Linked DNA regions of Homo sapiens: region 1 is linked to region 2. A link is a contact called in ENCODE Hi-C or POLR2A ChIA-PET data. All regions are on one chromosome and are shown on one strand. Each heading gives the region's core, a stretch centred on a gene start or an enhancer-like site at or near the end of the contact. The rest is flanking DNA. Distances are from core to core; before and after follow the strand shown. Region 1 overlaps ARID5B (AT-rich interaction domain 5B). Region 2 overlaps CCDC6 (coiled-coil domain containing 6).

Evidence for each region. Hi-C counts contacts between places; a loop is a spot of excess contacts on that map. ChIA-PET counts read pairs that join two places held with the same protein, here RNA polymerase II (POLR2A). Pooled maps may share reads with other maps.
Region 1: a loop to region 2 is called in a pooled map, with 5 times the contacts of the local background. The contact joins two enhancer-like sites. A Hi-C loop is called at or near these places in 1 of 37 single-sample maps with no recorded cell type and 5 of 50 pooled maps. POLR2A ChIA-PET finds 5 or more read pairs at or near these places in 1 of 52 experiments (activated B cell).

The regions. Positions count from the first base shown.
Region 1 is chr10:61,990,846-61,993,545 of GRCh38, forward strand. All of the region lies in intron 3 of ARID5B (AT-rich interaction domain 5B), which reads left to right. Among named protein-coding and RNA genes, the nearest start is that of ARID5B, 90 kb to the left of the region's middle. Within about 2 kb of position 1,251, at least 26 of the 41 ENCODE cell types and tissues checked have a DNase peak (open chromatin) inside an H3K27ac peak, as active enhancers do.
Region 2 is chr10:59,884,263-59,886,962 of GRCh38, forward strand. The region is part of intron 1 of CCDC6 (coiled-coil domain containing 6); the gene reads right to left. Among named protein-coding and RNA genes, the nearest start is that of CCDC6, 21 kb to the right of the region's middle. Within about 2 kb of position 1,354, at least 2 of the 41 ENCODE cell types and tissues checked have a DNase peak (open chromatin) inside an H3K27ac peak, as active enhancers do.

The DNA.
Region 1 (2,700 bases), core at 1-2,500, 2.1 Mb after region 2:
TCTATTTCTAGAACTTTTTCACCATTCCTAACAAAAACTTTGTATGCATTAAGCAATAGCTCTCCATTCCTTCCAACCCTCCTAGACCCCCTGCACCTAGCAACTTCTATTCTATTTTCTGTCTCTATGAGTCACCCTGTTTTGTGATTCCACTTTTAAATACCTCGTATAAGTGGAATCACAATATTTATCCTGTACACACACACACACACACACACACACACACACCAAATTTTGTTATCTGTTCATCTATTGAGGAACTATTGGGTTGTTTCTACCTTTTGGCTATTTTGTGATAATGCTACAATCAACATTGGTATGTAAATAACTGTTTTTGAGTCCTTGTTTTTAATTCTTTGGAGTATATACCTAGGAGTGGAATTATCACATGGCAATTCTGTATATAAATTTTTAAGGAAGTCCCATACTTTTTCATCATGGCTGCACCATTTTACATTCCCACCAACAATGCACAGGGGTTCCTATTTCTCCACATCCTTGCCAACACTTGGGATTTTTTTCTTTTCATTTTTATAATAGTCATCCTACTGGGTGTGAAGTAATATCTCACTGTGGTTTTGCTTTACATTTCCCTAATGAAGAGCATTTTTTAAGATGCCATTTATATATATTCTTTGGAGAATCATCAAAGTCCTTTGCCATTTTTAAATTGGTTTGTCTTTTTGTTACTGAGTTGCAGGAGTTCTTTATGTATTCTAGTTATTAATCCCTTATCAGGTATATGCTTTGCAAATATTTTCCCCCTCTCCAAGACTGTCTTTTCACTTTATTGATAGTGTCCATTGATGCACAAAAGCTTTTAATTTTGATGAAGTCCAGTTGTCTATTGTTTGTTGTTTTCTTATGTGCTTTTGGTATTATGGTTAAAAAATCATTGTGGAGGCCAGGCACGGTGGCTCACGCCTGTAATCCCAGCACTTTGGGAGGCTGAGGTGGGCGGATCACCTGAAGTCGGGAGTTCGAGACCAGCTTAAATACCATGGAGAAACCCTGTCTCTACTAAAAATACAAAAAAATTAGCTGGGTGTGGTGGCGCATACCTGTAATCCCAGCTACTGGGGAGGCTGAGGTAGGAGAATCGCTTGAACCCAGGAGGTGGAGGTTGCGGTGAGCTGAGATCACGCTATGGCACTCCAGCCTGGGCAACAATAGCGAAACTCTGTCTCAAAAAAAAAAAAAGTGAATGGCTGACTCTAGCCAAAGTTTAACCCATGTGACGGGGAAGCAAGTTAAGGTAAGTCAGGCCCCATAGAATAACACCTCATATGTGGTAACAACTTTACCTACATGTCAATCTGGCCATGAAGTCTCACCTGTTGCATAATCCCTGTCTAGTGTGACATTTAAATTTAAATGTGGCTAAGATGAACCCTATGGCAATAAGCTGCAAAATTCTCAAGATAAAAAGTGGCTCCCGGTCGTGGCTTAGAATTCAGTGACCCTTTGGGACAACCTTGGAGGTGGAGTTGGCTTTCTTCCCACTGCGTTCATTTGTTACTCAGAGTGGTAGCAGTGTTTGGTTATAGTTTAGTTTTGTGATGTTTTTTTTCTTGAGTGATGAAGCAATAGTGAGGGCAAAAGCTGATAGTAACATTTTGATACATATTTTTGTATTTGTCTATGCCTCTATTTTAAGTGGTTTGCTTTTGAAAACAGCTGGTTCAAACCCTTGGTTTTGGGTTTGAAATATTCTTTGTTTTGTTTGCATCCATGTACTGATATATTTTTCCCACATTTACTTTTTTTTAAGTTCTCCAGTGATGTTTTCGTTGCCTATCCTGGGAAGATCTGTGTTTCCATTTAGCAAAACAAATGGCAAGCTGGGGACCATTTAAAGTAGTTTTTTTTTAGTTAATAAAGCCAAGCCAATCTCCTTGTTCTGTTATGTTAAAAGTACATTATCTTTTTATTGCCAGTTCTGTATGGCTAGTTCTGTTTTCTGTCTCAGCAATCTCAGGGCTGCCCCACTTGCTTACTGTGTCGAGAATTACAAAATCATTAAGGGTGGGGCAGCACCAGCTGACTTACAGTACAAACCATTTCTCAAAATAACCACAACAGTGCAATACTGATGTGTAATTTACGTCACAGTTTGTTTTTATGAAATAGTTTGTGGCATTTTCATTTCTATTCCGGATGGAATCTTGTTCTCTTTCCCTTTTAATCAGGCATTTAATTTATTTTTATTATTAATATTTTCCACTCCTTGTTTTGGCATGCCTCCAATTTAACAGCTTTGATGAGGAAGGGAGATACACACACACACACACACACACACACACACGCACACACAACTGATCTTCCCTGACTCCAACTCTTCAACATCAGTTTAACTGCAAATGTGTTTTCCCCTTTGATGTGTACTAACTTTGGGTACTAAGTTTACTACCTTAAGAGAGATTGAAAAATACGGCAGGACACAGTACACATTTACATAGAGCTATAACCACGAATTGATAAAGTTGATGTACAACTTTGGAATTTTAAACACTTTCAACCAATTCAAGCTATTTAGTCATATGCTCTGCTGCATTTTCCTTTTACAAATGTCTTTCTGTATAATGTCCTGTAATTAGAACAGGAAATCATTGAGTAACTGCAAGATGAATAAGAGCACTTAGACTGAAAGGAAAATTACCTTCCGAGAAATTATATTCTCTTTTTTTTTCTTCATGTTAC
Region 2 (2,700 bases), core at 104-2,603:
TGCTACAGGACCAAAAAAAGAAGGCAAGAATATAAAAAGAAAGGATTTCAGGTCGAGACAGCGACGACAATAAGCAAAAGATGACTTACTGCTGCCCAAGTGAATACAAACAAAATTTCAAAAGCACATACTCTAAAAACTGGCAACTCTACTCCTAGATTATCCTACAGATAATAAAAACCATTGCTAAGACTTGTTAAAAACATTGTTAAAAGAATGTTTCCTTTAACTTGCTTTATAGAAAGAAGGAGACTGAAAACAATCAACAGAGGAAGAGTTAAAGAGAGTGCGCCCAGTTCCCAGAATACTTTACAGCAAGCCCTTGAAAAGAATGGGGCAATTCTATACCCAGTGCTGGGGATAAAACTCATGAGATGTGTAAAGTAGAAAAAAAAAATCAAGATATAGAACAGCATGTACAATGTGCTCCCATCGCTGGGTATCCTTTTAAGAGGACAATATAGGCACACACTTGTATTTGCATAATATGTATCCAGAAAAACACTTAGGGCATAAGGTGGCCCGGTGCAGTGGGTCATGCCTATAATCCCAGCACTTTGGGAGGCCGAGGCGGGCAGATCACTTGAAGTCAGGAATTTGAGACCAGCCTGGCCAACATGGTGAAACCCCATCTCTACTAAAAATACAAAAATTAGCCAGGCATGGTGACACACGCCTGTAGTCCCAGCTGCTTGGGAGGCTGAGGAAGGAGAACTGCTTGAACCCGGGAGACAGAGGTTGCAGTGAGTTGAGATCGTGCCACCGCACTCCAGCCTGGGTGACAGAGCGAGACTCCGTAACAACAACAACAACAGAAAGAAAGGAAAGAAAGGAAGGAAGGAAGGAAGAAAAGAAAAGGAGAAAAGGAAAGAAAGGACAGAGAATACGTGTGAATCAGGGAAAGGAAGAGCGAAATCTAGTTTGGATACATTTGTTATATCTACAATACTTCCATCTTCATTCTTTTTTCAATACCCCAGCCATGTCAGGAGGTTTGCTTAACAAGCAGTAAATTATTTTGCCACATCTAGATTTTAAAACACCAAGGCTGTTGGCAAAAACACATCCTAATGAAAAACTGTAAGAGAATGGATTAAAGTACCATTTTTGCAGGTCAAATTTATTCAACTAAAGAAAGTTCTAGACTGGCATGGTCCCCCGAATTTAAAAACCTACTCCTAATTTAAAAGCACATATGCCAACATTACCCCTTGAATTAAATTCAAGGAATAATTCAAGTCTAATTCAAGAGTGGTCTAATGCAGGTCCAATTCAAGATTCAGGACTGAGAGCCCTATCAGACCTGGCCCCACCTACTTCCAGCTTCAGGCCACATCCCGATCTCACTCTGACCACAACTCGTCTTTCAGTTCCTCAAACCTGCCCTGCAGTTCTGTCGCTTTCAGGATTTTTTGCATAGCCTCTTCCCTGGGCCCAGAACATTTTTTTACCAATTCTCTTCATGGTTAACTCCAAAAAAGATATACAGGGGATTGCAGCCTACATGTCACTTCAGGGAAGCTCCGTTGGCTGCCTTAAACTGGTCTGGTTCCCCCCATCATATCCTCCAAGAAACACATCTTTTGAAGGATTTATCACAGCTTCAATTCTATAACTGTGAAATCAGTTGTCTGATGTCTATTTCCAACCCCGCCCCCCGCCCCCCCAACTAGAATATCAGCTGCCAGAGGCAGGAACTGTCTCAAAACCTCTTAGCACAATGCATAGAACAGCCTTATATACAGAATAACCTCAGAAATATTAGCAGAATGAACAAAGTTTTGTAATATATACGTTATTTGTAATATCTGTGAGATGAACAAAGAAGACCGGCCAATATGAAAGAAGATTACATTTAAGGTCTGCAGCTTTAAATCTATCTTTAAGCAGGGGAAATGGAAAATACTGCAGAGTAAAATAAAACCACCAGATAAACAGAGCCCGAAACGGACCAGGATAGAAAAATAATGCCAATTACACTTGAATCCATTTAAGCAGCAGCTTCTGGAGGAAGAAGGAGGCTACAATAATAGTATCCAAAATAAACAATTCAGTAATTGATCAACTAGTCAGAGGAAATTATCCTAATTCAAGATCTCATATGAAATATAAAGTGTTATACAGACAAGAATGAGGAAAAAAGACACCAGGAGATGTATCTAATGTGCAGTTGTGAGTTCAATTGTTTATGCAATTTAAAAGAATATCTGGCATCGCTACTTCTACACACTCTTCTGAATCTGTCTTAAATGCACTATCATTTAAACAAAAACACAAAAGCAGTCTGTCCTACTTTTTTCCAAAGAAGTAAATATACAGAAAGGTTTTACCATAAAATGTTAGCAATATTTCCTGTAGATTATAAATGACATCAAGAAACCATAAAAATAAAAATTTTCACTGTGGCCAAAAAACACCAAAAGCCAAGTCAAAAGACAATTGACAGGTGGGAAATTTTTTTGCAACTCAAAATTGAAAAACAAGAGCAAGTCATTGTAACATATAGAGTTCTAAGAAAAATGGGTAAGAGAAAGACCAAGGTCCCCAAAGACAAACAAGAAAGGATATCAACTAGGCAGGTACAGAAAAAGAATACAAATGGCTCTTATAAACACAAGAAATGATGCTTATCCACCCCCTTGAGAGAAATGCAAAGACTGTACTAATATGTCACTGTCCATTTACCAGACTACCAAAATC